2 separate regions of the Homo sapiens genome follow, and region 2 is linked to region 1. The links are chromatin loops, found by intact Hi-C in ENCODE. Cell type or tissue: heart right ventricle. All regions are shown on one strand. Links, peaks and the distances in the headings refer to the core of each region. The heading gives the core; the rest is flanking DNA. Region 1 holds the start of LINC01497 (long intergenic non-protein coding RNA 1497). Region 2 overlaps LINC01483 (long intergenic non-protein coding RNA 1483).

Region 1 (16,491 bases), core at 3,426-11,425:
ATTGACTTATTTATATTTTTAAAATATATTTAATTTTAAAAGAGAGATTTCATTCTTAAGTAATCCCTACATTTAAGGAAATCTTATTTTAAAAAAGTACATATACATATTAAAAGAAAATATAGAAAGTGCTGTTCATGTATACTTGTATTTATTCTATTTTTTATACCTATCTGTCTATCTCTTATCTATTTTCTATCTATCTATCTCTAGGGAAACCCAGGAAAAGAAGTAACGAATTCTGTCTGAAACCAACAGAAAAGATGTAGACAGTAGGTGTGTGGTTTGAACTGAATCCTGAGGCAGCATGGTATAAATTTTAGTGTAAAACATGAATGTCTACCATTTGTTTAGTAAAATCAGTTTGGGGAAATTACTTAGTTCAGGGTAAACACTCTGGAGTCAGACTGCTGGGGTTTGAACCCAGCTCCATGACTAACTGTATAGCCTGGGGTGATTTATGTAATATCCCTGTTCCTTATTTCTTCATTTATAAAATGAGAATAAAAATAAATAGATCTGACCACATTGGTTTTGTGAGAGGATTAAAGAATTAACTCATGCAAAACATTGAGAACAGGGCTTCTATTACTATTATAAATTTCGTTATAACCCAGTTTATTCTCTCTAAGATGAGAATAATAATATATGCCTTTAAGATTGATCTGGGCATTATATTGAATAATGTATGCAAAATATCTAGCCAGTGTACTCTAAATAGTAACGTCGACTCAGAAAACATTGTTTACTCAATGATTCACTCAAGAGACATTAATGTAAATTACATCTATATATATTACCTTTTCCTTTTACATAGGTTACCTTTTGTTGATTAATTTAACTTTATACAGATTAGTATTTGAGTGCTAGAAAAAGTGAGCATAGATAGCATATTTAGTGTTTTCATGTCCTAGAATTGGTTATTTTGCTTTTCATTCAAATATGTCTTTATGATTACACCAAACAATTCAAATTAGGCTATCTGAATCAGTACACCATGAATAAGTATATAAAAGTGTTTCCTCTCTAATTAATAACCTTTGCAGTTTTCAGCTGAAAGATATGATGACAGAAAAAAATAATTGCTCGTTCAGGCTCTTTTATGTTTTTATATCAATTTTGGGATTGTTTTTTCTAATTCTGTAAAAAAATGATGTTGGTATTTCTATAGAAATTGCATTGAATCTGTGGATTGCTTTGGGCAGTATGATCATTTTAATGAATGTAAATTAGTACAGCTTCTATGGAAAACAGTATGGAGATTTCTCAAAGAATTAAAAATATAACTACCATTAGATCGAGCAATCCCACTACCAGGTATCTACCCAAAGGAAAAAGATACCTGCACTTGTATGTTTATCAAAGCACTATTCACAATAGCAAAGGTATGGAATCAGCCTAAGTTTCTGTCAACAGATAACAGATAGCTGTATTAGTCAGGATTCTCTAAAGGGGCAGAACTAGTAGGATAGATGAATATATGAAAGGGAGTTTATTAGGAGAATTGACTCACACGATCACAAGGTGAAGTCTCACAATAGGCCGGCTGCAAGCTAAGGAGCCAGGAAGCCAGTGCAAGTCCCAAAACCTCATCAGTAGGAAAGCCAATAGTGCAGACTTCAGTCTGTGGCTGAAGACCTGAGAGCCCCTGACAGATCACTGGTGTAAGTCTGAGAGCCCAAATGCTGAAGAACTTGGAGTCTGACATTTAAGGGCAGAAAGCATCTAGCATGCGAGGAAGATGGAGGCCAGAAGACTCAGCCAGTCTAGTCCTTTCAGGTTCCTCTGCCTGCTTGTATTCTAGCCATGCTGGAGCTGATTAGATGGTGCCCACCCAGATTGAGGATGGGTCTGCCTCTCCCATTCCACTGACTCAAATGTTAGTCTCCTTTGGCAACACCCTCACAGACACACTCAGTAACAATAATTTGCATCCTTCAATCTAATCAAATTGACACTCAATATTAACCATCACAATAGAATAAAACTGTAGATAAAGAAAATGTGGGGCTGGGCATGAAGGCTCATGCCTGTAATCCTAGCAGTTTGGGAGGCTAAGGCAGGAGGATCAATTGAGCTCACAAGTTCAAGACCAAACTAGGCAACATAGTGAGATGTCATCCCACCAAAAAAAAAAAAAAAAAAAAAAAGCCATATGTGGAGGTGCACATTCTCACTTGTAAGTGGGGTCTAAATAATGGGTACACATGTACATGGAGTGTGTAATAATAGACAATGGAGACTTGGAAGGGTGGGGGCATGGGATGGGGGTGATGAATGAGGAATTACTTAATGTATACAATGTATATTATTCAGGTGGTGGTTACACTAAAAGTCCAGTCTTCACCACTATGGAATCTATACATGTAACAAAACTGCTTTTGTACCCCTTAAATTTATACAAAATTAATGATATGGTTTGGCTGTGTCCCCACCCAAATCTCATCTTGAATTGTAGCTCCCACAATTCCCATGTGTTGTGGGAGGCACCCGGTGGGAGGTAATTGAATCACGGAGGTAGGTCTTTCCCTTGCTAGTCTTGTGATAGCGAATAAGTCTTATGAGATCTGATGGTTTTATAAAGGGGAGTTTTCCTGCACAAGTTCTCTTCTCTTGTCTGCCGCTGTGTGAGACATGCCTTTCACTTTCCACTGTGATTATGAGGCCTCCCCAGCCATGTGGGACTGTGAGTCCATTAAACTCTCTTTTGTACACTTTCTTTTGTAAATTGCCCAGTCTCAGGTGCAAATATATACACACACACACACTCAGAGTGAAGAGGGTCAAGCAATCAAGCAATTCTATAGCTCTCTTTAGTATGCCTTTTTCAGAATTATTTTTAGTCAGTACTTATGTCTCACCTCATTAAAAATATACATACATGTATTTATTAGCCAGGTGTGGCAGTGCACGCCTGTAGTCCCAGCTACTTGGGAGGCTGAGGCAGGAGAATTGTTTGAACCCGGGAGGCGGAGGCTGCAGTGAGCCGAGATCACGCCACTACACTCCAGCTTGGGCGACAGAGCGAGACTCCATCTCCAAAAAAAAAAAAAAAAATATATATATATATATATATATATATATACACACACACACACACACATACACACACACGTATTTTATGTAGCTTGAAGAGAGACATAAAAGTAAAAATAAATAAAAACCAAAAAGTAGACAAAGAAAAAATTAAAGTGGCAAAATAAGAAAAAGTAAGGGGTTCCATTGATGCATGAAATTTATACCGTAGGTCAAATTATACTATAGTTAAAGGTGGACCACAAAAAATGGTTCTGAGATTCCTAGCAGGCAGACCAAAAAGGAAAATCGATCAGATTCATAGTGTCTATCAGATAAAAGCAAGCATGTCAAAAGACAGTTTTATTACAGCTCAATTGTTTCACCATCCAAACACTTTCTGAACTCACAGACACTTTACCTAAACCTCTTTTCTGCATGCATCTCTCTTTAACTTATGTTTAGGCATCTTGATCCACTACAAAACCATGTGAACCATAAAGACAGAGGCCTCAGCATATTAATTTTTTATAACACTGTGCTTCACACAAGACAGGATTTCCATTAAATGTTTGCACAATAAATTAATCAATGACATTTTAAGATGTGTGTCAAAAGAAAGAAACCTGTTTGGGTGAACTTCACACTTTCAAAACACACTGGCTGGGAAGACAGGCTGACAAATTGTGTTGAGAAAAATGAAGGTTATAAGTGGATTTGTGTGTATATGGGAAGAATTATTATGGCAATTTATTATCATTTTCACATAAGGGAAATAGAATGGAGGGGTTGAAGAAGATAGCTTGAAAAGAAGGGAGAAACTATTGAATACAGATTCTTCATTACAAATTTTTATCAAAATCTAAATCTCAGTAGAATAACAATCTGAAGTCACTGGGCAAATGGTCTTCATTCACTTTAAAATTAATGATTATATTATTTTTAAGTTACAAGTTTCCCATTAATTTAGGTGCCTTTAAGTGTATTCCAACAATTTATAATGCTCGCTAACGCATTTTATTGTATCCAAAGTTTAGAAGTATCTAGACAAATCACTGTATTTGTTATATGGTAATCGGTATTATCTTGGTCTTTAATTCCAGAATTCTATGTAACACTTATCTAAGTGGGGGTTACATTGGGTATTTCATGCGATTTCCTTTTTATTTGTATATTTATTCAGCAAGCACTTACTATTGTTCACAATGTGTCAGCACTGTGGGTGAGAAAGAAACATGGTACCATTAATCAAGGAACTTACAGTCAAGGGGGAGGAATAATTACAGCAGAGGAGTGCATATTTGTACCCAGCAAGGAATGGTGCAGAGTCCTCTAGGAGATGGAGATCATAAAAGAAAAAGAGCTAACTTCTTGGATTGATCTAGGGAAACATGGTGGAGGAGGTGGCATTAGATCTAGTCGTAAATAATATGTAAACTTGGGATTCCTATTAAAGGGCACATGTGGAAGTAGGGGGGCGCAAAATTGTTGGATGGAATTTAGGCTGAAGCATCTTAACCTCAAACCAAAGAGCAACGGAAACAGTTGTATAAGGGGAGAGGAAGGGAAGAGAAGAGAGTGTTAAAATCTTGATGAAAGGGATAGCAAAATTGGAGTAAGATATGACGCGAATTATCGATGGAGGTGTACAGGAAAGAATGCACCACATTTCAATTTCTTTCAATACATCCGGCAGAACAATGCCAACTAGAAGTCGAAGCACATTGTCCAGAATAGGCAAATGTACAGAGAGAGAAGGTAGAGTAGGGATAGCCAGAAGCTGGAGCGAGGGGGAACTAGGGAGTGACTGCTCATGGATATGTTTTTTTTCTTGAGGTGATTAAAAATGTTCTGAAATTAGGTTGTAATGATGGTTGTGTGGCTTTTGCAAGTGTTTAAAAAGTCATATATTCTCCACTTTAAAAACAGTTCCCACTTAACCTTTTCATATGTGTTTAGATATAGCTTGTTCATTGGTTGTCCTTATTTATGCTCTGTTTTGATTTAGTATTGGCCCATGTTTTATGCTTTATGTCCTCCTCAGATTAGCAATCTTGTTTTGTATCACAGTTTTGATGGTGGCCTTGCTCCAGGATACTACTTCAGGTCTTGTTGCTATTATTTCTACTATGGATAACAAGAGCCCCATCCTAGCAGATAGGACACTGCCCTCCTGAAACTATTCTCCACCTGGCTCCAAGCCTGAGGGGGCAAGGGAATTATGCAGATACATTCAATCAGAGTCATGAAAATCAATTAGGCAGCATTTTAGACGGGTTATAAATTGCTAAGGCTTAACTTAGAATGGGGTAGGATTGAGAATGAAAAAGAAAGGAAAGAGATCTTGTGCAAGAATGGGCAGGGTGTTGTTTCAGATTACACCTGGAATAGAGTCAGAGTAACCAAAGATAAATCACATTTTAATTCCCAAGTGACACAACTTTTTGTCACAGTTCCTTGGAATTTCTACTGGAGGGTTATATATTATGATATAACACTTTACACAGTGCTTGGTATACAGTAAATCTAGGTAATGGTTTTGGCAAGGATTTTATGTTTATGTTTTGTTTTTACTTCTTCCCAGGAGACTCCTGCTTTCAAGTCAGTTCATTAATCATTATCATTCTCATCTACAGGAGGTAGGAATTAGTATCCTCATTTTGTAAATGAGACTACTGAAGATGAATGAGATTAAATGATTTGCCCAAGGCCTCCATGTTGGACTGTGATTTTGTAAAAAGGCAGAGCAAATTCTGTTAGTTCTACATAGGAGATGGGAGATCACAGCAGGTTGATAGAATCTAGAAGGGGCAAAATGGAGATGAGAACTTAGAAGTAGAAATGGAAACAATGAAGATGTCAAGAAAGGCAAAGTCAAGACAGGTGAGAGCAAGACCCAGCTTTGGGGATTTGGATTGGCAGGGCCAACCCTGCAAACCAGCTCAGCCAGAAGAGGGGCAAGGCACCTTCATTATGGGTCAATGCTTTGGAGTTTGAAGGGGGAAAGTGGAGAGTCCCTGGGAACCTAAGCAACCCAGGAAGAAGAGGGTCAACGATAGCAGATCTCATGGAAAAAGTATTTATGGAAGTATGTTTTTTACCTACTGCCATTGTGAATTGTCTGACAGTTTCACCATGAGGTACAGAGCAGCAGGAAGGCTACTCAGAATCAATCTCATTTCTAGGGTGAAGACTCTTGTATGTCCTGATGGGATGACTTTCATAGAAGAACAGCCTGCAGATAATAATGGGTTACAATAAACTTACTGCTCCTGAAAGAACCAGCAACTAGTTTGTCCTAAAACCAATCTTCCCTTCTGATAAGTCCCAATGCCATGTAACCATTGGATACTTATCATTTGTTATATAATGAGTTACGTTTTCATATATTTATGCTAACTCTCTAACTTGACTATATATTCTACCAAGATAGAAGTAAATATTCCTTCCTCATTTTCCTATGGATATAAATTTATACATTGTACCTATTTAATCAAATACTTGACTGGTTGGATGCCTGCATCAAATGCAGACATGACTCCCCCCAAAATGGGCTTTGTAGGAGCCTATGTGGCAAAGATTAGGGTTCCTGGGAAGCCGAATCTGAGATGAAATTAAGAGCTCGTTATGTTAATTAAGGTGCATCCTTGGATTCAACACCTCTCGAGTTAGGGGAAGGAAGCAGACAGGGCAGAGAAAGAAGTTGAGCTTCCACGGAGACCCATCACAGCTTCAGGGAATCTCATAGAGATTTCTAGAGCTAGAATGACCCTTCAGCATTTTCTCAGGTTGATTTGCAATGAACAGGCCCTTACACTCCCTCCTTGATCAGTTTTTGGATGTGGGCTCCCTGCAAAGGGATGTGTCCTTGGGCAAGGCTGCTCTCTGTAACAGAGGCAATCCTTGGAAGGGCAGCCAGCTTATGGCCATCTGCCAACAGCTGAAGAGCAACAAGTTCTTCAGTGAAGGAAGGCCTGGCCAGTGCAGCACTGGGCTCATTTATATTAGGTAACTCCAGGTAAATGTAAGTGCATTTCTTAGAGGTGGGATGAGGTACTTTGAAGTACCTCACTGAGTTTAAAGGCAAAGGTATTGATACCCACAGTTATATTCATTATTTCTGGTTGAGTTCAATTACACTGAATTTGAGATGGCAGTTTGAAAATTTACTGTCAGTAACTACCAAAAAAAAAAAAAAAGAAAGAGCAGAGCATTGTCTTCGCGATTATGCTGGGACACTTTCAGAGTAAGTCCCCAAGATACAAGGTCCAAAAAAAATACTGATGTGGTACTCAATTGTGGTTCTTTGTAGTCTCTTTCTAAGAGAACTTCAGCTGCATGTTGGATGGAAAACAATATGAAACAAGGGAGAGAGAGAAGAAACAGAGTTTGTTAATATTCTCTGCTAGATTCTGCAGAGGAATCACTTTATTTTGCAGTTGCAACTAGCTTAAGTTATGTAGCTAGAAGTTATGTAGCTAGAAAGCTGACTTGCACACTTAAAGCTAATGAAGAGAAATGCAGGTTTTCCGGGGTAGGTTCTTGGCACTTCTCTGCAAATAGGTAAAAGGGAATGGCAGATATTCAAGCTTAGGGAGCAAGCAGCAAGGACAGAGCCTTCCCCGTCTCTGTGTGTTGAAGTCAGCAGATAGCACACCTGCTGCTGCGTGAGTTCCTTCTGCCAAGCAGAGCAGCACAGCTGCAAGACACCCTGCTTCTGGCTCTGAGCTTTGCTTGTCTTCAGGGATGGAGCCCCTCCCAAGGCAAGTTCAACTGGGTTCTTTGGCAGCCGAAGTCTACACGGACCCTGCAGGGAGCGGTGGAGAAAAGTGAGTTTGACATGCTTGGAAATATTTAGATCTTGGATGTAAACTTCAAGGAAAATATTTACTCTGTTTGTTTTAATACCACAGAGGTTTGGATCCCGGGAATCTTCAGAGTACAAAAGGCTCTTGCCAAGGCACCAATTTAACAATTTGGTCAGTGACAAAAGGGCATCCTGTTTAACTAGTCTGAATTTAAATAGCATGTTTCCAATGTATTAGCATGTCTGTCTCATCTGTTTACAGAACTGTTTTCTTTAACCCCTGAATTTTGTGTTTGGTTTATGAATTTGCACAGAATCAAATACAGTTTTTTAATAGAAAGCAAGCAAAAAAGCGGATCATCACATAGTTGAAAGAGTTGCTACCCGGGCATTGACAATAAACTTCCCACGATTACTTGACCATTCAGAGCAACCAGATCCTTGTAGAAGGCTACAAGCTCTCTTTACTCATGGCTCTTGGTGAAAAATTCCTTACTGTCTCTTTGCTGGTGCTGAGAAATACTGCAGAATGCTAAAGGACTGTCCAATTATATTTTTGGCGAGTGAATTATGATAAAAGAGAAGCCTTTTGTAAATGTGACTTGAAAAGTGGCGTATTTTGTGTCCTCTCTTTGTGTTTTATGCAGAATCCCTACTGCAGGACACAACTTTCAGGACTCACACTGATTTCCCTTTAGTTTTCTGTTTTTGTTAGTCTGCAGCAGAGTGGGAAATAGTTACTGTAAAGGGAAGTCTTAAGAAAACATATCAGTTATGTGCACAATATGTGTACATATATGGAGGAAAAATAGACAAAAAAAGGAAACTGGCATCACAATGCTCTCTCTAAGGGCCTATAAGGGATGAACTGGGACTCCTTCCTGCCTTCGGATAGCACATCAGGCAGAGAAAATGTTAACCATTTTTCAACTCTCAGAAAAGCAGATTTCATGATGTCATACAATGTCCTATTCCACTGTCAGATTGCTTCCCCACTTTGGCAATTAAAAATAATTACACTTTTTTTTTTTTTTTTTTTGCTGTACTGCCAAGCCAATTTCTCCTATACAATTGTTTTTAGACATGGCGAATGAACAGCTGCTTTTCAATTATTGGACACAGTTGTATTTCAATTCTCTTTTAACAGCTGTGAAACAGAATTCCTATTCAGAATTTTATAACAGTAAACCACACAAAAAGACTACTGTTGTCTCTCTGCTAATGGAGATTTTGTGTCCCACTTCTTTTTCAGTACCATTTCCCAGATGCTGTCTATTATCTTTCCTCCATCTTTGCTTGACTGTTACTACCATGTGTATGATTCCAACCAAGTCTGATGTCTGCTGATTAAACTTTCTTTACAATACCTTGGTCATTTTTTCCCTCCGTCAGAAGAGAAAGTTATCCCACTTCTCCTAACCAGTTGACAATTAAGTGAAGAAAGAATTTTAATACCTAAATGGTCATTCTGTCACTACCCACTATTGTCACATTTCTTCTTAGTTGGATATCAGTCATAAGAACAATTAGAGTGGGAAAAAGTCAAACATGTAAAAATTTATATTTGCTAATAAACTAATTTGCGTGGGAGCCATTAGAGAAATATAGACTCATCTGCTTTACAGCAGCTTAGAACAGACAGAGATCTACCAGGCCAGTTAGTATAACTCTAATGCCTTTCATCTTGGAGAAAGGAAAACAAGCTAGAGTGGTTAAGTAATTTTTGTTTTCAGATAAACCATCTCTGTTGTAGCTTAGATATCCTAGAGCTCAATTCCCCAGTTTTAGTAGCTTCCTTATTCTGTTTTTTGGTGTGTTTTTTTTGGACGGAGTCTCGCTCTTGTTGCCCAGGCTGGAGTGCAATGGCTCATCTCAGCTCACTGCAACCTCTGCCTCCTGGGTTGAAGGTTCAGGTGATTCTCCTGCCTCACCCTCCTGAGTAGCCGGGATTACAGGCAAGTGCCACCACTCCTAGCTAATTTTTTTTTTTTTTTTTTTTTTTTAGTAGAGACGGGGTTTCTCCATGTTGGTCAGGCTCGTCTCAAACTCCCAACCTCAGGTGATCCACCCGCCTCGGCCTCCAGAAGTGCTGGGATTACAAGCGTGAGCCACTGCGCCCAGCCATCTTCCTTACTCTTTAACAAATGGTAATCTAAAATCAGAGAAAGCATGGTTCTGAAACATTGGAAGGTAAAGTAAGAGAACTATATGTTGCCATTTAGCTGTAATAATAATTCTCCTAGTCTCTAGGCCAGACTGAATTTCCATCTGGTAGAGATTTATGCATTAACTGTAATACTTGATTTCCCCTTGAAGTTCAAATCTCTTTGGGAGGTATTAATTTTATCTTATTTAGGCATTTATACAGAGTATGAACTAACAATCTGAGAGTATGTTTTGATAGGCTGAAAGGAGGAGATGCATGAGGGATTTATACAATGCCATTTAATTTAAACTTATAAATGTAATGTTAATGGCTGTGTATTAGTTTTCTATTGCTGCTGTAGCAAATTACCACAAACTTAGAGGCTTAAATAATACAAATTTATTATCTTCTTGCTCTTAGGTTAGATGTCTGAAGTGTTTTTCATTGGACCAAAATCAAGGTGTTGGCTGGGCTACCTTCCCTTCTGGAGACTCTAAGGAAGAATCCATTTCCTTGTCTTTTCCAGATCCTAGAGGCTACCTGCATTCCTTGGCTTTTATCCCCAATCTTCCATCTTCGGAGCCAGCAACAGTGAGTTGAGTCCTGATATGGCATCACTGTGATCTCCTCTGCTGCTCCTTCTTCCATTTTTAAGGGCCGTGTAATTACATCGAGCCTACGTGGATAACCCAGGATAACCCCTCTCTTCTAATATCAGCTGTCAAGCAACCTAAATTCCATTACAACCTTAATTTCCCCCATTCAGCCATATAACTTAATATATTCACAAGTTCCAAAGATAAGGAAGTGGACATCTTTGAGGGTGTGTCATCATTCTGCTTAACATGGAGTGTAAGAGAAAAGCTACAAATATCAATGACTTAACTAAATAATAAGTTTATCTCTTATTAACATTGGGAGTTTCTGGTAGAGCAATCCTCTAAGTGACTATTCAGGGACTTAGGCTCCTTTCATCTTCTGCATCTGCCTTCCTACTGAGCTTGAAAGCCTTCCCTGTCCGGTTAATACATGAAGAAACAGAGAGAGGCTTTTGTGTGTGTGGTTTTATGCACCAGGCTTGGAGGCAGTGAAAATTATTTCTACCTATATTTTCATTGACAATACTCAGTTATGTGGCTATACCTAAGTACAGTGGAAGTTAGGAAATATAGTCTATCTATGTGCTTGGGACATGAAGAAAATACATTTGATGAAGAGCTAGTCAGTCTGTGCCAATTCTGTCCATTTGTTCACCAAACATCTATTCCATTTTTCCTGCCACACATGGAACACACGGGTGTCCTTTCTGAAGGTGGAAAACTAAAGGTCCCAACAAGTCATTGCAGAAAACTTAAAGTCCAGCATCCTTGAGTGATGCTCATCTCTCTAGACCAGAATTGAAGTGGCTTCTTTGAGCCTACAAATGATATATATTTATACACACACACACACACACACACACACATGCAAACAAACACACACATGCATACATATACCATGCAGGGAAGATACATAGATACGGGAAAACATTTTAGACACCTGTTTGGTAAAGGAAAAAATGAGAGGCATGCAGCTGTTACTGAACCATAGCAATTTTGAAATCATGTTAGGCACATATTAAGGGTCCTATTATTTGGCTGGGAAAAAATCTTTCGTTTATTCCTAAATTATGCTCCCTAGAATCTCCTTTCTTCACTGTTCTCCATGGTTACTGATTCCAGCCTCTGAGAGATTCTTCTTTGTCTATCTTTCCCATGACCTTCAGGAAGTGGGATTGGAGATTATGTTTGGTGCTGATAAAAGCTGGGGGACCCAGCACTAATCTTAAAGCTTAAGAAGTCAATACTTTCAGTCCATGCTCATAGAATCCTTAGGGAAACAATTTTCCCCAAACTAACAGACATTGAAATTGTCTTGTTTCTAGTCAATTACATGTGCCAATAACTACATTTGAAGTTTTCTCAATGTGATAATTCTCATGACTGATTTATTTTTTGCTTCCTCATATACACCATTCTAAGCCACTCCCAACCTCCCTGAAGCTATCTGAAATAATATTTTTGAATACTGTTTCCTTAGTCTAATCCTTATATTAAATTGTCTGTTTTTTAACAATAATTTTATTTGATTGTTGTCATTCAGAGCCTTTTTCAATTTATCTTAATTAGGATGCAGAAGCACTCAGGTTTATTAACTCTAAAAGTTATTGATCTCTGGATACATATCCATTTCAATTTCTGCTTCAAAATAAGTCTGTTTTTGTCTGTGCTCATCTCTTTCTTGTAATACATTGCTAAGAAAGGCCAATAGTAGCAAATAGGCACTGTTACTCTCATATCAATCTCTTGTCCTCACGTCCAAAAACTACAGGCTTATAGGCTCATGAGGTGTGTTGTGCCTTTCTATTTAATGTATGAAGTGGTTTTACCATATGTTTTGCCATGAAACAACATGACCTGAACCTTCATTGTTCCAACCTCATCTATCAGCCTCCATGAGGCTATCTGAAATAATATTTGTGAATACTTATTTCCTTAATCTGATCTCTATCCTAAGGCTGCATTATAGGTTCTGGGATCCTTCCCTTTTCAGGGACAAATGGAAAAAAACAACAAGGATCACTTGTGGGATATTGTGATAAAATGGGCCTGAAATTGATTAACATCTTTTCTGCCCACATTCTGTTGGTCACAATTAAGTCATATGGCCATATTTAATTGCAAAGTGTGATAGAAAATGTATTTGTGTGTGTGTGTGTGTGTGTGTGTGTGTGTGCCCAGTGGGAAATGGCAATGGATTTTAGTGCATATGTGCAGTCTCTGTCACACCAAAAAGTACAAAACTAAGTATCTGGGTATGCCAAATTCAGCTATATTGTTAGACGGTATTGCTTAGAGCATTATGAACTATTATTGATAGTTACTGAACATTTAACAGCAAAAGATCTGTTGATAGTATGATATCAATGTGCAGACGATTTAAAAATCTTGAGGCATTCCAACTATCATACACAAATCAGAGGCAATTCATTTACTTAAGCTCATTATTGACTACCTATTATGTATTGGACTTTATGTTATGTGCTATGCAAAGAAAAAGCACAGGATATATCTGTAACCTCAAAAAGCTCTCAGTATTCCAGAAGAGGCAAACATACACACAAGTAACTAAAACACATTTTTTTGTTCTATTATGCAGTTATAAACATTATATAGGAGCACAGAAGAGGGAACTACTATGTCTAGTCTTATTTAAAAACAAAAGAAAACAGAGACAGCAAGAAAATAGTAACTATTAAGAATGCTGTGGTTTGTTTTTGTTTTTGTTTGGTTTTACTATGTAAATGAAGTATCTCATCAAATAAGGAAGACTTTATGAGCAGGGAGTTATCAAAATGCTGAACATGGCTGGACGCGGTGGCTTATGTCTGTAATCTCAGCACTTTGGGAAGCCGAGGCGGGCGGTGACCTGAGGTCAGGCGGGTGGTGACCTGAGGTCAGGAGTTCAAGACCAGCCTGGCCAACATGGTGAAATCCTGTCTCTACTAAAAAATACAAAAATTAGCCAGGCATGGTGGCAGGCGCCTGTAATCCCAGCTACCTGGGAGAGGCTGAGGCAGAAGAATCGCTTGAACCTGGGAGGTGGAGGTTGCAGTGAGCCAAGATTGCGCCATTGTACTCCAGCCTGGGAAACAAGAGTGAGACTTTGTCTCAAAAAAAAAAAAAAAAAAAAAAGTGCTGAACATGCTGCCCTGAAGAAGCAAAACCCAAAGGTGTTCAAAAAGGTCAGTGGTTTGTCTAATTCAATGTTTTGGGGAAGATATCTTGAAATCTTAAAATCCAGAACAATATTTAAAGTAAGAAAAGAAGCAAAGCCATTTTTTCCTCTTTGGTGGTTGTTATTGTTGACGTTGAAGAGTAACTGGAAAGAATAAGTTAAATGGTCAAAAGTTTGTTTTTGAGATGCCTGCAGTATGGCACTTGGGCAACCTCCCATGATGCTAGATCCCTGTTGGGTCTGACGAAGGCAGACATTCATTAAGCCTCTCACCACCAGTGGTTGGATCCCATCCACTTCATGCAAGTAGACAACCACAAGTATTTTATTCCGTATATCAGTACCAGAAGCTAGGAGCATGGAATGCACACAGTATGCTTTGAACCTCATAATTGTTCCTTGTAATAATAAATTTTTACATTTGAACCTGTGAGTTATCAAGGAAAAAAAAACAAAAAGCCACTTTGGTTAAGGGATAGACTTAAAATAACAGGAATTATGGAAATGGAAAAATACCACTTTTCTTTGTTGGCTCAAGGATTTATGTGTGGGGAAAAAATGATTCAGAGGTGATGGCCTTTCTTGGACATTAACAAACTGTAGAGGAGTTTGCGTCCCTGACAATGGATGGTGTGTAAAATCTAATGGTGGTGGGGGTGGGAGGAAGAGGCTGGATGTGGCAGAAAAAGAGAGGCTGAGCTTAGGCAGTTTTATACTTACAAAGGGAGAAATTGTTTGGATTTTTTTTCTTTTTTGGAAAGAATATCTATTGTTAAAAGTCACTTCAGCCTTTGCTAGAGAGTGAGAATAATTGGGCTTTAAAATATTAATAGAATATGAATATTGATGAAAAGTGAAATATCCTACAAACAACAGGCTTTTTCCAGCCAATTTGTTATACTCAACTCATGCCGATCGGATTCTGAGCTTTATACAAATAAACTTTAGATGGAAAATAAATCAAACATTTAAACATTAGAAATCTCATGACAAAAGAATAGAGAAACAAATAGACATTTCTTTCCTAAGAGTTGAAATTAAAGAAAAAATTCACAGTTGAAATTTCAATACATTAAAAAATTTCTAATGTAAAAACTTATTTTCTGTTGAAATGCAAACCACATATTACAGTGATAGTTACATTACATAGGGGATTGAGTTCATCTCTTAATGCCTCATGCAAATTTATAAGAAAATAATTAGCATAATTAACAATAATTTATTGGTCGATGTTATAGTAAATGTATAAATGAACAAATAAAAATAGCAGATATGCTAATGGAAACTGTTTAATTATGCTAATAATAAGAAAGTATCATAAGTTAAGATGTTATTTCACATATTAAATTATGGTAAACACAGAAAGAGAATGTTTAAAGCTAGCAAGAGTATCATCGGCCTGATTATCCTTCACTGATGATGATGTTATAAATTGGTAAAACTGTTTTAGGATGCAACTTGAAAACGTGTGTATTTGTTGATTGAATAAGCTGAATTTAGTGGATGAAATTGTGAAATGATTGTATTTTTCTTCTGCAACAGCCTGTTAAATTCTGTGTTGAATTTTCCATCCTTGCCCCCCGACAAAAACTTCTGATAAATTAATCAGTAGAGCTGATTACCAGTAGAGCTGATGTACAAAAGCCTAGTCAAAATTAAGAAACAAAACAAAACCAAACCACAAAATCTTTTATTGTCTCATCCTCTTTTAAGCTTCTCCCCTGGACCCCTGATGTGGGACTTGGAAAATTACAGTAAGGAAAGTAGATACTTCATTATTTTCCCACTTTATTCTTTCATCTTCCCTTACTCAAGATGTTATTTCTTGACCCCGTCTTGGTGATGTTGGGTAGATAAGAGAAACCAGGGTGGAAAAGTTATTTATCAATCAACACAGTTGTAATCTGGAGCCAGACAGATACCTAAATGCTGTCTTCCTACTGAAGATATTTTGTAGGTTCTTCAAAAAAGCCAGTGAAAACAATCTGCTATATTATTCACTGTCTTGGGCAGTGCCCCAACTAGCTGGCTATGAATGCCATCCACCTGAACCTCTGCTTCTTGGGTAATCTTTCTATAGCCTCTTAGTGCTGTTGTCTGTTAGCCCTCGCAGGTAAGCCACATGTTGGGATCCTTTCTAGGTAATTTATGCCTCGCTACCCTCTGTAGGGTCCACACTGGCTCCACTTTTTCTCCGTGTTCAGCCATCAAGACTATTTCCAGCCAATCTCCTGTCTTTAAATTTTGCAGGCAAGAGCTGGCCTCTTTGTTTTCCAAATCCCTCACATATCAAGATCTAAATTCCCTCACTTGGCCTGAGGTTAGTTAAGAAAGTATGAAGGAAGGAAAGAGAAATGCTGAGTAATGCTGACAACTGTTCCAAAAAAATAATTGATCAATTCCCCTAATGAATGCTTACCTTTTGTTGTATAAGGGAAGGCAGGTGATGGACTAAGAGCAGCTGAATCTGTTTTGGGAAAGCCCTTTTGCAGCTCACATTTAAAAGATCGGGCATCTCTCTTCAGAAGGTACAGTAATTATTGCATACACTTTTGAGCTTTGAAATCGTAGCCCAAACTGAGACAATGGAAAAGTCCCATTTAGATGTTACACATTTTAAAAAATCTTCAGAATTTCCAAACTTTTAGCCTCTAGGGGAAGAAAACAGAAACAACTAAATTATGTAAAAGCTTGGTGCGTTAAGATAGTAATTATAGTGTTAATTTGAAAACTATAAAATTTGAAA
Region 2 (16,491 bases), core at 2,831-10,830, 67 kb before region 1:
ATCCTCTTTGACTTCTTCAAATGGCGGACAAGTAGTCCATCATTGAGATTGTCTCATAACCTACAGAAAATATTAAATTAGCTCTATATCAAACATTAAGCATACAAGCAGGGCAAACTGATCCCAGAAAATCCTTTGTGACATGGATTTTAAAATTGCACTTACCTCGGCCAGGTGGGGTGGCTCACACTTGTAATCCCAGCACTTCGGGAGGCCAAAGCAGGTGGATCACTTGGGGCCAGGAGTTTGAGACCAACCTGGCCAATGTGGTGAAACACTCTCTACTAAAAATACAAAAAAATAAAAATAAAAATAACCGGGCATGGTGGCATGCACCTGTATTCCCAGCTACTTGAGAGGCCGAGGCAGGAGAATCGCTTGGGCCCAGGAGGCAGAGGTTGCAATGAATGCAGATTGTGCCACAGCAGTCCATGCTGGGCAACAGAGTGAGATTCTATGTCCAAAAACAACAACGACAACAAAAACCCACTCACCTTATGTATAGTTACACTGCCTTATTTTTTTTCTCCCTGAAATTAGCAAGCAAAAATAGGATTTCCTTCTCAATTTGGGCAACAGCCTTTCAAAGGTCCATGGCCTTCATCTTGTGTGTTGATTTTTCTTCTTTCTCAGTGCCTACCCACTTTTCCTGGGATAGGTGATTTTCTTCTTCTCCAGGACTGGCTGTCATATAGCATGGGAAGATTTACTAACTGGCGTCTAAGGAAAAGACAGCAATGTGTATTAAAATAAGTCAATATAAATGAGTTGTCTATGTACATAAATGAGTTGAACATAATCTTCACTGTTGAATAATGACATAATTCCCTTTCCTTGATTGACAAATCAAAAATTCAGGACTGTAGACTTTTTTTTCCTAGCTCAATTTGATCAATCAATACTTAAGGCCACACAGTGCCAAAATCAGCATCTGTGAGTGTGCGTGTATACACATGTGTAGCAGTTGTGTGGCGTGAGTAGGGTGGACACTAATAATTCATATTTTAAGTGGGTGCCCTTTCATTCTGGTTGCCTTTCAAGGCCTTTTTTTGTTTGTTTTTCAAAGACTTATTTTAATACACATTGCCATCCTAGCCTTTGACGCCAGTTAGTAAATCCTCCCAGGACTTACCTTTAACATCAGTTTTCTCAGCTTCTATCAATAATATCCTCACATAAAGGCTTATTAAAGATTCAAATTGTGGCCGGGCACGGTGGCTCACGCCTGTAATCCCAGCACTTTGGGAAGCCGAGGCGGGTGGATCACAAGGTCAGGAGTTTGACACCAGCCTGGCGAATATGGTGAAACCCTGTCTCTACTAAAATTACAAAAATTAGCCGGGTGTGGTGATGCATGCCCGTAGTCCCAGCAACTCGGGAGGCTGAGGCAGGAGAATCGCTTGACTCCGGGAGGCGTAGGTTGTAGTGAGCCAAGATCTCATCACTGCATTCCAGCCTGGGTGACAGAGTGAGACTCCATCTCAATTAAAAAAAAAAAAAAAAGATTAAATGGTGTATCTTGGCGTTTGGAGGACCAGGAGTAGCACAGAGAGGCTGTGAGCGCCAGGGCTGGGAATCAGGAGCTCATGCCCTACTGTGCATATCCCTATGAGTATTTGCAAGTGCCACAGCCATTCCAGTCCTCAATAAAATCAGGATACGGGAAAACAAGTCCTGATGATTATTTCTAGTTTTAACAATCTGTGAATCTAAGCTTTAAAGCAGTATATTCAGAATGTGAGATATTTCGTTCTCCTTAAACTTGACTGTTATCTGTAGATAAGGCAGGTTGAAATCCATGGAAGTAGGTGTGCCCACACACCGGTAAATACAGAGTCTGATGAGATAGGCTAATTAAGCATGTAGACAGAAAAAAGTCACCTTGAGTGTGGTCAGATTTTTTAAAATATACATAATTTAGCCGCTTCATGGTCTTGTTTAGTCACTGATTTAGTTACTGTGTTTTTTGTACTACCTAGTACAAGAAAGAAGTTTCTGGGTAGGCTCAAGACATTTGGAAAAATAAGCTAAATAAATACATATTTAAATTAAAACTAAAATTAAAATAAGTTAATAAGAAAAAAATTTGGAAAAATAAATTAGATTCCCCCCTCCAAATATTGATTGAGCATCAATTAAGTGAGTTTCTAAAATGTGAGAAATTAGATGTTTAATCAATAAGTAAATAACGTAAACACAGCGTCCCTTTAATCTTGGAACTAACAATTTCTTTGTGAAAGGAATCTGTGAACACTTGAATGACAGTGCATTATAATAATACATGAGCACCTGAGGATGTAGTGATGCAAGAGGGAAATGACAGTTGCCTACAACAGTGGAAGGAAGGGGCAAAGAAAGATTCTAAGCAAGTGCCATACAAACTAAACACACCTTCTTCAGAGAAGGGAGATACCATTGTGGCCTGGAGTGGGCAGAATTTGGTCTAGATCTGGATGATTTGAGGATAATTTTTTTTATGTGGGAAGAAAAGAGAGATGGAATATGAAGGGGGAATGGCATGAACAATGGTATAGAAAAGGATTTGCGGGATTGAACGGTCCAAGGACAAGAGCAATGGATGATAATGTTGGAAAGGTATATTGAATGGGACATCTAGGGAGATGTGAACGGTGAGCTTAACCTATGGATCCTGCAGCACTGTCCAAGTTTTGGGGTGCAGAAGAGTGACACTGTGATTCAGAAAATCAAGAGACTGGAGACTAATGAGTGCAGCATAGTCCAGATGTGGTAATAATTAAGTAAGCTGCTGTCATATCCATGGACACGGAAAGGAAAAGAGTTATGTGGGCATATTTTGAAATCAGATATACATATAGTATATCCTTTCAAGCCATCAAAACATATCACAATTTTGCCTTAAGTTTCCAAATACATCTTTCTTCTTTGATCTCTCCTCCCTTCTAAAAAATCTGATTGCACGAAAGTAAGGTAAATATAGAAAAAAGTAAGTGCAGATATCACAAGCTGAAATTAAGAGCCAGAGAATTTCAGTTCTCTGAAACTGAGTCCTCATGAGGAACCTAGGTCAGTTCAAGTGCAGATTAAGACAAAGGGGTGGGAACCTCTGTGTCCAAGAACAGGAATCAAAAGCAAGTCAATAAGGCGGCGAACAGCTATCTTTGGTTTATTTTTAACTCTTCTGCCCTGCCTCTTTTGTACATACGCGTTGTCTTTCTTACAGTGGAATTACTTTGCTCTTGCCTCAGAAAGCTCTAGAAAATCAACGAGTTTCTGCTAAGTTGGTAGACTAGAGGGCCATATCTCACATATCCCACACTGCGTTCTGGTTTAAGCTATCCTCAAAAGATCAGGATTTCACATTATAAAAGGATCCTGAACTAATTGTTCTCTGAGTTAGCTCTAACTAAACTGATTTGAATCCCAAAGTAAAGAGAGTCTATAAATCTCAATCCCAATTTCAAAGCGATCAGGAAAGATGAGTCCAGCCTCAGTGGTGCATGGATACCCTCAGAAGCAGGGTGACAAAAGTGTGGATTTTGAGCATCCAAAATGTTTGGCCCTTAGTCATGGCTAATAAAATATTCTCTAAGTACCGATTTTTAAAAATTTAACTTTTGTAAAGAGCGTTTTATGAGTGATGCTGTATTAGTATCTATTGCTGCATAACTGATTGTTCCAATATTTAGATGCTTAAAACAATAAATGTTTATTCTCTGTTTCTCTGTATCAGATATTTGGGCATGGCCTTACTGGGTACCTCTGGCTCAGGATTTCTCTTGAGCTTGCAAACAAGGTGTTAGAAGAGGTTGTATTCATCTCAAAGCTTGACTAGTGGATGATCCACTTCCCAACTTGCTCATATGGCCCAGGTCCTTACTAGCTATTGGCTGGAGACATATGGGACCCTCCAGGGGCCACTCACAACGTAGACAGTTGCTTGCTTTATCGAGAGCAGGGGTTCGAGAGAGAGAGAGTGACACCTACACTGAAGTTACAGTCTTTTTATTACCTGACCTCAGAAGAAACATACCATTGCTTTTGCCGCATTCAGTTCAGTAGAAGTGAGTCATTATTAATAGGTCCAGCCTACACTCAAGTGAAGGGGATTTCATGTCGGCTTGAATATCAGGAAGGTGGGATCACTGGGAGTCATTTCAGAGACTGCCTACCACAGATGTGATAGTGGTGTTGTGGCAGAAATCCTCTGCGCTCCTGCTACCCCAATGGTGGCCCACGGATTAGCAGCATAAGACCACCTGAAAGCTTGATAGAAATGTAGCATCTCAGGTCCAATCCCACCCAGGCCAGCTGAATCAGAATCTGCATTTAACAAGGTCCAGAGATTCTTCATGTGCATACCAACGTTTGAGAAGCTCTAGGCTATAGGAGCTTCACATAATGAATCTTAGAGGAAACTACTTTTAAACTGACACCCACGCACCGGAGTCTCTATCTTGGAGCAGATGGTGATAAGCTGATGAGATTCTGCTTTCTATGCTTTTCGAAAACACAGGCTTGGGCAGGTAATCCATAGTCTTAAAATGCACACACAGTCACAGTTTAATGGCTTAATGATGAAGCCTGAACTTTTGTTGGCCATCAGACGTTAACAATGACCACATGGACGTCTCCGATTCCTGCATAGCATTTATAGGGAAAACCAGATCTTTGAACTTATGAAAAACCCCTAACCCATCATCCAAGCACCTTTCATTCCTAGAGATTATCAGAGTTTTCATTACAGGTTAAATTCTTTGTAACTTTTTCATGTGGAAACTATCCCGTTACCTCCTGTTAGTTCTCCTGCTGAGTGCAAATGGAGTGTATACTCTACTTCCTACAGCTGTTTTGGATTTTGTTACATTTTCCAGGTTTTGGGAAAAAAAATGTGCTGACAGAATGTGGCTTCATCTACAACTCTCAACTGATTTAAGAGTATAAACAGAAATACGTTTCCTGATTGTATGTACCAATGAAATAATAATATTATCCAAAGATCCACTAGCCATTTTATTTTTAGAAACTGGGCATTAATTAAAGAGAAACAGAAAAATATGCTGGGGAAAGGTCATTGTGAGATAAAGACAGCAAATATGGCTAGACAAAACAAAAAAAAGATACATTTTTGGTTTGCACTATTTTCAGTGGAAGATAGTTGCTTTTTTTTTTTTTTTTTTTTGAGATGGAGTTTCGCTCTCTGTTGCCCAGGCTGGAGTGCAGTGGTGCAATCTCGACTCACTGCAACCTCTGCTTCCTGGGTTCAAGCGATTCTCCTGTCTCAGCCTCCCGAGTAGCTGGGATTACAGGCACCCGCCACCACGCCCGGCTAATTTTTTGTATTTTTAGTAGAGACGAGGTTTCACCATGTTGGCCGGGCTGGTCTTGAACTCCTGACCTCAGGTGATCTGTCTGCCTTGGCCTCCCAAAGTGCTGGGATTACAGGCGTAAGCCACCGCGCCTGGCCAATAGTTGCTTTTTAAATGGAAAAACAAAAAACAAAACAAACAAACAAAAAACCTTTCCATTCGTATCTGGGCAGAAAGTCAGAGTCAAATAGATATAATTGGAAAAGTTTACTAAATGATGGACTTATGTTACATTTCCCCCCAACTGATCTTTTTTGTTTTATTTTACATAATGGAGTAAAATCCTCTTAAATAAATATATGTGAAAGCAGAATGCTCCAGTCACATTTTATCGTAACAAGATGAAACAAATAAAAACTTAAATCTGAGGCACTAAGAGGTAAACAACTTTTGCTTGGGCTACACAATGACACTTAGCCCGTCTGTTAATAGTGTGGAGAGCACATCTTCCCTTTTTGTTTTCAGGGATGAGGTTGTAAGTAATAAAATTATGAGTAATTTTTGGGCTCTCCCAACTGGTAAAAATCCTCAAGGTGTGTTTTATCAACTCAAGTAGATGGAGTGCTTCATGGTCCAGAATAAAGGGGCTGGAAGATGAAATATGTTGGGATGTTAGAGGCAAGGGGCTGCTGGGGAGCTCATAAAGTTAGAATCACGTTGGGACCTATTTATTGAGAAAAGGCAGGTGAGACAGGGCTAAGAGATTGCTGGGGAGATTGATCCTGGTAATGGCAGCTGGGCAGTCCCAAGTCCAGGTTCCAAAGGACAAAAAAGCCAAATTAAGATCCAGCGAGTCACACCAGAAAGTCCACTCTGGATGACAGAGCACATGTGGTGGGCAGTCTAGGTGTGTTGTAGGTGGTGTTGTGGGAACTCTGACTTTAAGGATTTTATCCCATTTAGGGGGATTGACAAATCCAGGTCACATAATAGGATGCCAGCTATGAAATCCAGGGGTTGGAATAGGGCCTTCACTCACAAGGATAAATATGGATGTTGGTTTGCTTAGCACTGACCCAAGGCAAAAGCTCAGTACCATGCCCTAAAATAGAAAAAAATGTAAGGGATGCTGTGAGTTGGAGAGAGGAAAGAACTTCCAAAGAGACTCAGGTCATCCGTTTGACCTCCTGGATAGAAGTTTGGTGAATAAAGGAGACTTAGGTAGGGAGTGGGGAGTTGGAACACAATGTAGGAGTCTAGATTTAGTCTCTGGACCACGAGATTTGGGGGGTGAGAACACTGAATTGTTTTTAATCTCCTCCTTCACCACCCTGGAGAAGTTGGTAAAGCAATTGTAGGGGCTGGGACGCCATGTGAGTCCATCTGGATCTATCCAGACCGGGAGACGCAGCATGAAAAAAATGAAGATGGTGCTGATATCAACTTGTTTCACTCTGGTCACTTTCCTTCCTCTAGAAAGTTGCTGCTGGGTCAGGGTGATTAGCTGGGGACATGCTTACAGGTTTCTGTTGTTTTACTTTATGTGGTTTCTTATGAGCAAGAGGGAAAGTGCTGATCTTGTAGCTCTATAATCAAGAAGACGCCCTTATTAGTTCCCATTCTGGTAAATAGGAGCAGTATCTAATTTCCTTTGGAAGCAAGGCAGTAGAAGAGAAAGGGTATACTACCATGAAAAGCAATCCTGCCTGGAACCAATGTGTTTGAGTATTGAACTTTGGGTCACACAGAGTTTTTCCCAGCAATGATATTCGAATACATAATTACTCTGCTCTTCATGTGGTATTGGTAGTGCAAAAAACAAGTGTGTACTTTGTATTTATTTTCCAGATTTCCCATTTATTGTTCCCCAAACAGAGTGACGGTGCAAGTTTTATTCCACCACATTGAAAGATAGCTGCTCTTGGCTTCAGGAAGCTTTTTCCTTTCCTTTTATTTCTTTTCAATCCTCCCTTTCTTTGTTTGGTGACTGGGTGCCCCTCCATGTGTCATCTTCTTTCAATAGCACAGCTACCATCAGGAATCATAGCTAAAATACTTAACAACCAATGCATCTCAGGTATGGAACAACTGGAATGGACATCGACCTTAATCTGGAGCAGAAAACAAGGGGCCCTCTGCTCTGCCCAAAGGTTAACAGTTTAATTGTGGGATTGTGGTGAGTTCAAGAGGCTGCAGAAGATATGGTAAGGGGATTCAGGGTAGCAGCTAGTTTACCAAGTGGTATAGAAATATTTACATACTGAGAAATATTTACTATACTGAGATGCTCATATCAGTGCATACTGGCTCATTATCAAGGCTGATATTTGTTTCTAGAATGTGGTGACGGGACCAGTATACTTGAAGCTACAGAGAGACCCTGATGACTAACTGATACAGTCTCCTTATCTCTCACGTTTGTTAATTCTATAAGTACTTATTGAGCATCCACTATATGTTGGACACTTATCAAGGTACTGGTAAGATACTGGTGAATACGACAAAAAGAAATTCCTGCTTATCTTCTAGTAGGGGAGATAGACAACAAATAAAAAGGGAAAAAAGAATGTATGATGTGATTTCAGGTTGTGATAAGTGCTGAGGAAAAACAAAGCACAACAGGCCAGTGGAGAGAAGAAGGCTTGAGAAAGGGTATTGGATTAGGCGTCAGGGAAGACTTTTCTGAGGAATTGACACTTGAGCAAAGACCTGAATGAAAAGAGGAAACAGGCCATCAACTCTCTGGGGAAGGAGTCCCAGGCAGATGTGACACTATGTGCGAAAGTCCTCAAGGTGGGAAGGACTGTGGCATGTTACATGAGCAGAAAGGCAGTACAGCAGGAGCTGAGAGATGGAGGGGAGAGTGTTAGGAGAGGATAGAAAGTAGGTAGTGGCCCAGTGCACCTAGGCCACGGGAAGGAGTTGGGATTTTAATCTGAACATGATAGAGCACCACTGGATACGTATGATCTGAATTATATTTGAAGAAGAGCACTTCAGCTGATGTGCTGAGAAGGTACTTGTGGAGGGATCAGTAGAAACATGGAGTCCAGTTAGTTTGCTTTTTGTTTTTGAGATCAGACAAGGGGTAATTAGGCCTAAAGTTACCAGGGCTCAGAAAATCTACATGCCTGGTTCCAAGCCACACTGTTGAAGTTTGGTCCCAATTTTCCAGATGTCATAATGCAATCAGTGCTGGCCATCTGAAAGTTTAGGGAACATGGCCTCTCACCAAGAACGTGTTACTTGCCCAAACCTCACCTCTTCTCTCCCCATCCTGTTGTAATCTTTGAACTAGGAAAATTCTAACATTGGATAGTTGATAACAAAATTGAAAGACTGTGTAAATACTCTTGAGTTAACAAGGTAAGGGATAAGCCTAATTTTCTTACCATTGGGCTCAAAGGCAATACCTTTGTCTGTTTTAAGAAAACTGAGAACCAGAGTGGGTGCGGTGGCTCACACCTATAATCCCAGCACTTTGGGAGGCCGAGGTGGATGGATCACTTGAGGTTAGGAGTTCAAGAGCAGCCTGGCCAACATGGCAAAACCCTGTCTCTACTAAAAATACAAAAATTAGCCAGGCGTGGTGGCACACGCCTGTAGTCCTAGCTACTTGGAAGGCTGAGGTGGGAGAATCCCTTGAACCAGGGAGGCAGAAGCTGCAGTGAGCTGAGATTGTACCACTGCACTCCAGCCTGGGCGACAGAGCAAGGCTCTGTCTAGAAAACAAACAAACAAAAAACAAAACTGGGAATCACTGATGAGTAAATTTTAAAGCAAAGTGCAGATAGAGCCATGGGGAAAAAGAAAATAATAAGGATGAGGCAAGAAACAGAAACTGGAGATAAGGCAGTTCTTCTAAAAGGCACCCAGATCAGATGGGAAAATGCCAGCTCCTGCTTTCATGCAGTTTGCAATTAGGTTCCAATAGCTGTTTCTCCCTGAGGTCCATCTTCCCACAGTCCAGGGTCCTGCAGTTATCACAATGTTTTGAATTGTGAAATCTCTCTCTCTGTCTCACTACTCTGCCTTTCATCTCTGAATGACTAATACTGTATGCAATGCGTAACATTTTAGGGACACTTTGCAATCATAGCACACAATGGCTACCCGTGGACCACATCTCTTTTTCAGGTTTGTTGGGCCTACAGAGAGTTTTTGGAAATTTGAATAAGCTGCTGTATTAGTTTTCTACTGTTGTGTAGCCAATTACCACATACTCAGCAGCTTAAAACAATATACATTTATTATCTCATCATTTCCACGGCTCAAGAGTCCAGGCACGGCTTAGCCGAGTCTGCTCAGGGTCTTACCAGGCTGCAACCCAAGAGGCTGGCCAGGCTGCATTTTCATCTGGAGGCGCCAGGGGAAAGAAGCCACTTCTTTTTTTCTTTTTTTTATTTTTTGAGACAGAGTCTCACTCTGTCGCCCAGGCTGGAATGTAGTGGTGTGATCTTGGCTCACTGCAACCTCTGCCTCCTGGGTTCACGAAATTCTCCTGCCTCAGCCTCCTGAGTAGCTGGGACTACAGATGCGTGCCACCACGCCCAGCTAATTTTTTGTATTTTTAGTAGAGACAGGGTTTCACCACGTTGGCCAGGATGGTCTCGATCTCTTGACCTTGTGATCCTCCCAACTCGGCCTCCCAAAGTGCTGGGTTTATAGACATGAGCCACCGCGCCCGGCCAGAAGAAGCCACTTCTAACCTCAATCAGGTTGTGGATGAAATTCACTTTGTGCAGCTATCAGTTGTATGATTGAAGATTCTAACATTTTGCTAGCCGGAAGCTGCTCAAGGGCCCTAGAGGCACAGTTGCTTGTCCTGTGGGCTTTTCTGCCATGGCTGCTTACTTCATCTCACTTCGGGGAGGGACAAGTTTCTCCTTTAAGGGCACTCACCTGATTGAGTCTGGCTCATCCACCATCATTCTTTGCTTTTTGATTAACTCTGAATCAACTGGCTTGGAATCTTAATTACATCCAGAAAAAGACTTTCCCTCTAGGTCATATTCTCTTGGCTAGAAGCAAGTCACAAGTTCATCCTACAGCCAAGGAAGGGGGTCACACAACGTATCAGGAATCATGGGAGCTTCTGTTGGGTCTGCCCACCACAGTTGACTACATATACAAATTAGCAAAGTGCACAGAATTTAGTTTTTCAGTTTCTTTTTTCTTTTTCTTTTCTTTTTTTGTTTTTGAGACAAAGTCTAGCTCTGTCGTCCAGGCTGGAGTGCAGTGGCACAATCTTGGCTCACTGCAACCTCTGCCTCATGGGTTTAAACGATTCTCCTGCCTCAGCCTCCTGAGTAGCCGGGACTACAGGTGCCCACCACCACGCCTGGCTAATTTTTTGTATTTTTAGTAGAGACAGGGTTTCATCATGTTGGGCGGGCTGGTCTCAAACTCCTGACCTCGTGATCTGCCTGCCTCAGCCTCCCAAAGTAATGGGATTACAGGCGTGAGCCACCGAGTCCGGCCTTTCACTTTCATTTGAAAAAAAAAAAAAAGAATCAGAGTAGACACTGGGGCCATATTCTCACCTGACATCAGCCCGCAGGAGTGGGCTATTGACAACCCCCTTTGGTTAGACATGCTCCCTGAGTTTCTATTATTCCCCTCTCTGATTTTGTCTAATTGTTTATTCATTTGTGTCAACTGCTTCACTCTGCCATTTATGGTTACAAGTCCCATAGTAAACATTTGCTAGAATTATGTAATGACAATTATTTTGCTTGTGTTTTTGTTGCTTTTGTGTATGTTTAACCGAAGTCTCCTTCAGAGCCTAAAGGAATGTTGGAGATTATTTAATTCACCTATTTTACAGAGAAAACTGAAGCTCCCAAAAGTGACTTTGCCAGGTTCATACAAGTTGTTAAAACCCCAAACTCAAGATTCTTCCAATTCAAGCCCTGCAGCATTTCTTTGAGAATGAAAGCAAAGAAGAATTGGCCAACTCATGTCCCAGGAGACAATCTGGAAATATTTTGCTGTAAATCCATACCTCCCGTCTCGAGGAAAACTTAGCATTTTTCGAGTATTAGAAATCACCATGAACATTGTGCATCATTAGGCCCATGGAGAGCTTTTGCTTCTTCTGCAGAGGCTTTAGTGCAGTTGAAGATTTACCAGCACGTGCCAATGAGCTGTCACCGTGTCTTTATTCAAAAGGTCTCTGTCTACCAACGGCATACTGCATACTGAGAAATGTACACCTTTTGGTGTGTGCTCAATAATTGAACCTGCACTTCTCATGGGGTTCCAGAGCCAGGAAACACATGTTCAAATTCCAGCTCTGTCATTTGCTATGTGACTGGCCTTGGGCAAGTTATTAAATTCTCTGTGCCTCAGTTTTCTCATTTGCAGAATGGGTATTAGAATAAAATTTTAAAATAGTATTACATGAGTTAATAAATGTAAAGCACTTAGAATGGTGCCTGACTCAATAACATATATCTATTAATATTAATTATTATTATTATTATTACTTTCACTCGTGTTCCTGCATAGATGCTTGTGGTTGAGTTGTGTTACCTAGATCTTGAATTTGCATTCTCACTGGGTGCAATATCATTCCCAATAGGGAAAAAAATTTGTTTATTGGGAAACAAAAAAATCTTATTCTTTTAATGTATGAAACATAAACATAAAATATATAAACAGAAATACTGTGTACTTATATTACAATTTCATGGGAGGATTGATTAGTTAAAAAAATGCCTAAGAAGCCTTGTTGGAAGAGTGAAAATGGGGGAAAAAAGGGTTGAGAAACACTGTTTTAGAAGAACAAGAGAAGACAGGCCAGGCATGGTGGCTCACACCTGTAATCCCAGCACTTTGGGAGCTGAGGCTGTCAGATCGCTTGAGGCCAGGAGTTCAAGACCAGCCTGGCCAATGTGGTGAAACCCCATCTCTACTAAAATTACAAAAATTAGCTGGGTGTGGTGGCATACGCCTGTGATCCCAGCTACTTGGGAGGCTGTGGCACAAGAATGGCTTGAATCCAGGAGGCCGAGGTTGCAGTGAGCCGAGATCACACTACCACACTCCAGCCTGGGTGACACAGTGAGACTGTCTTAAAAAAAAAAAAAAAAAAAAAAAAGAAAGGAAGGGCAAGAGAAGACAGGTCAAACATAATAAAGGGTTTCAAGATGTGATGGCAGAGCAGGAAACCAAGCACGGAGCCCTTCTGATTTCCAGATCCTTCCTGTGTGACTGTCCAGCATGTACACTGATGAAGGCAGCCCTGATGACGGGCAGTCTGTGGTGTCTCTGATGACTCTTCTGAGGGGTATCATAGGACAACTCAGGATGTCTCCTTTCTTAGTAACCTCCCTCATCATTAGGACTGTTGCCCATAGTGTGGAAGGAAGGTAGAACCACCTTTTGCCGAGTTTAGCCTATTTTTCCTAGATTAGAAACAAACTGCTAATACCTGGGTAAAAAATGAAAGAGTTAGTGAAACTCAATGAGTGTTTCAGTGGTTTTGTTGCCTCCCTGCCAACCCAAGGTTTCGTCCTTTTGTGTATTAATTTGGTCTCCATTCTATGCTCTCCCAAAACATGAAAGTTCTTTTATTTTACTTATTTATTAATTTATTTATTTTGAGATAGAGTTTTGCTCTTGTTGCCCAGGCTGGAGTGCAATGGCATGATCTCGGCTCACTGCAACCTCCACCTCCGGGGTTCAAGCAATTCTCCTGCCTCAGGGTCCCAACTAGCTGGGATTATAGGCATTCACTACCACGCCCAGCTAATTTTTTTGTATTTTTGATAGAGACGGGGTTTCCATGTTGGTTAGGCTGGTCTTGAACTCCCGACCTCAGATAGTGTGCCCGCTTCGGCCTCCCAAAGTGCTGGGATTACAGGGGTGAGCCACCACGCCCGGCCGCAAGTTCTTTTATTTTACAAATTTTATTTCTGATAATTTGAGATGAAAGCAAGTAGAGAGAAAAAAAAAGATTTCTTGATAAAAATGAAGCCTTCGGCTTCCTCCATATCTGACCCTCGTTCAGAGTTTCTGGTGCTGTTTAACTCTGGAGATTTGTAAGAGGAAATGACCTAAGTTTACTACGGGGCTTACGCAGAGGTCCTGCTCAGCACTGCCCAGGAGTACCGATTGCTAACTCTGTCCTTCCCTCTGATGCCAGGTCCCAAAAATAGCCCAGTGGGAACAACACAGCAGCCTCTCCCTCACGGCCTGCAAATCAAAGCCCTGATTAGGTCAAAGGATGGGAAATGTGGCTATATCGCTGCTCAGAGGCTCTTCAATGCCAAGGGTGTAGAAGCTTCCTGTTCCTTCAGATGTTGGGACAGAGCCGCTGGGCAGGCTTCACTCAGGAGACCTTGCTCCATCTCTTTTGAGTCCTTGAATCTGCTGGGGAGAAGCAGTTTTCCCGTGGAAGCCTTTGAGTCCCTAAGATTCTGGAAGTCCAGGGAAGAGCACTTCAATTTGTAATTGCAGACATCTGACCCAAGAAAGGCTGGCCTTGCTGGAGATGCCTCACTCCCTAGGAAAATCAATTTTGGTTTATTTCATGGAAGAAATAAGACCACTGAAGATTTTTCCTTCTTTCTCATTTCTGGTGGGCACACTTGAAAATGGCAGCTAGTATCATTGTAATGTCACCTTACAGCTTATATCAAAAGCGTATAAAAGTCTTTGCCCCATAACTAAAGGGCTCCTTTGGGGTGTGGGGAGGTATTGAGGGGAAGTGACAGAGCAGAATAAGGAGGGGTATAAAAATCCTCTATGTCTTAGTCCGTTTGGGCTGTTACAGCAAACATATCACAACAAAGAGGCTTATACACAACAGAAATTTATTTCTCGTAGATTTGGAGGCTGGGAAGTCCAGATCAAGGCACGAGCAGACTCAATATCTAGTGAGGGCCTACTTGCTCATACATGACTGATATGGTTAGGCTTTGTGTCCTCACCCAAATCTCATCTTGAATTGCAATCTCCAGGTGTCGAGGGAGGGACCTGGTGGGAGGTGATGGGATCATGAGGGCAGTTCTCCCCATGTGGTTCTCATGATAGTGAGTGAGTTCTCACAATAGCTGATGGTTTTATAAGGCAGTTTTCCCTGCTCTTACTCACTCTTCTCTTTCCTGCCATCATGTGAAGAAGGTTCTTGCTTCCTCTTCACCTTCTGCCATGATTGTAAGTTTCCTGAGGTCTCCTCAGCCATGTAGAACTGTCAGTCAATTTTCTTTATTAAAAAACCCAGTCTTGGGCAGTTCTTTATAGCAGTGTGAAAATGAACTAATACAATGACTCTCTTCTCATTGTACCCTCACATGGCAGAAGAGGTGAGGGTCTTTTGGGGGTCTCTTTTATCCTATTCCTGAGGGCTCTGCCCCCTTGACCTAATCACCTTTCTAAAATTGGCCTCCTAATTCCATCACCCTGGGCTTTAGGATTTCAGCGTATGAATTTGGGGGAATGCAAACATTTAGACCATTGCACTTTATAACAAGGATTAGTAAATGATGCCCCAATCCTCCCCCACCCCCCACACCTGTGTTTGTAAATATAATTGCACTGGGATTTTCTTTTCCATGCTTATTCATTTGTGTATTTTCCATGGCAGCTTTCATAATACAAAGGCAGAGCTGAGGAGTCCTGATAGGGATCACGCGTCCCACAAAGCCTAAAATATCTGGCTCTTTACAGAAAAAGCCTACTGATCCCTGCTTTATAATAATGGCCATACATTTAGTGTTTCCTATGCTGTGTACATTATATAGCTTTTCTCATTCAGGTCTCCCAACAATAGTGCAAAGTGGATACTGTTCTCTCCACTTTACAGATGGGGAAGGAGAGGAAAAGCTTGTTCAAGGTCACGCACATGGTAAATGATAAGGCTGGGTGTGAATCTATAGCTGTCTGATATTATGATTTTTTTTTTTTTTCTAGCACACTGCATTGCCTCACAGCTAAATTCCCACTGGATTGTTGGTCTGAATCACCGATTGAAAAATCAAATGTCTTCAGGGACCCGGCAGGATCCCGAAGGACGCCGCTCTAAGCCAGAGGGAGCGGTGTGTGTTGTGGCTGAAGTGGAAAATACAAGCCCAGTTTAAGGGCATTCAAACATGAATTGTTTTTTTTAAAGCCGTGCGAGTCAAACAAAACATGTCAGCAGTTCTTATTAGGCTAACAGGTTGCTGGTTTGTGACCCTTGGACCGATCCTCAACCAGGTTGGGCAAGGGAAACGATGATATGCTGAGAATGGAAACCAGACCGCCCATTGGTCTCCCCCTCCGGCCCCGGTTCACTTCTTTGGGAACATCTTAGATGGCTGCATGGAGAAACACGGACCTTTGGCCTGTTTTTTTCCTCCGAGCTCTGCCACCTAGTCTTGGTATGACTTCAAGCAAATAGACTAACCTCTATGAGCTTCCGATTTTTCATCCTTTAAAACTGAGATTTACTTATCTCACATTTATTGGTCCATGGTGTGCGTCAGGAGCTGCACTGGTCTTGGCTTATCTCAGGAAATGGCAACTCCATACTTCCACTTGCTCAGAGAAAAACCTTTAGTGTGCTCCTTGATTCTTCTCTTGTTATTACACCTATGACCAATCTGTCAGCACAACCTGCTGTCTCTGTATGCAGTAAGCATCCGGAATCTGAACAATTCTCATTTCGATCACTAATGAAACCGTGCCCCAAAGAGTTAAAAAAATGACTAGCAAATATTCTTGAGTTTGCAGGATGGCAGAGAAGGAAAAGAAAAACAACTTGCCGAAAGGCTGAAACTCCTTCTGCTTGCAAGATGTCAAAACTGACTAAAATTGGCTAAAACCAATTTGGCCAGCTAGAGTCTGCACACAGAACCAGCTTGTTGACATCACAACCCAAATTTCCACTGCAGGTTTTATACTAATTCCACCCTCAAATTTACACATACAATCTATGGGGTAGCATGGAGAAGTGCATGTGCTAGAAGACTTTCCAGACCTCCCCTTTGCTTCTACCCATCATAGATGAATCCCAGAATCCACTTTGTAAACCTTTTGTAATAAAATGACTGCCGTAAAACCAGCATGAGGAGACAGATTTGAGCTAAACTCCTGTCTCCTTGAAAAGCTCAATGAAAAGCTTTTCTTTTCTCAAAAACCCAATGTCATATTTTTGGTTTCTAGTGCACCGGGCAGCAAGTCCTTGGACTCTGTAACACTAACACCTAAGCTCCAG

What was found. A loop is a pair of places that touch in the nucleus more often than their neighbours do. Peaks named below come from ENCODE experiments on the same cell type or tissue, not always from the same donor. Only the 100,000 strongest peaks of a DNase experiment are listed, where the experiment ranks them.
Region 2: it touches region 1 in a loop (4-fold over the local background); 4 of 110 quality-filtered maps call a loop at or near these places.

What each region holds. Positions count from the first base shown.
Region 1 is chr17:69,953,994-69,970,484 of GRCh38, forward strand. LINC01497 (long intergenic non-protein coding RNA 1497) reads left to right here and starts at 7,714. Exons shown (of 5, transcript NR_110875.1): 1 at 7,714-7,844; 2 at 10,389-10,559. In heart right ventricle, for the core only: no CTCF peak of the experiment used is centred there; DNase peaks (open chromatin) are centred at 6,924 and 7,713.
Region 2 is chr17:69,887,536-69,904,026 of GRCh38, forward strand. LINC01483 (long intergenic non-protein coding RNA 1483) reads left to right here. Exons shown (of 5, transcript NR_109972.1): 5 at 15,207-15,465. Among named protein-coding and RNA genes, the nearest start is that of LINC01497, 66 kb to the right of the region's middle. In heart right ventricle, for the core only: no CTCF peak of the experiment used is centred there; no DNase peak of the experiment used is centred there.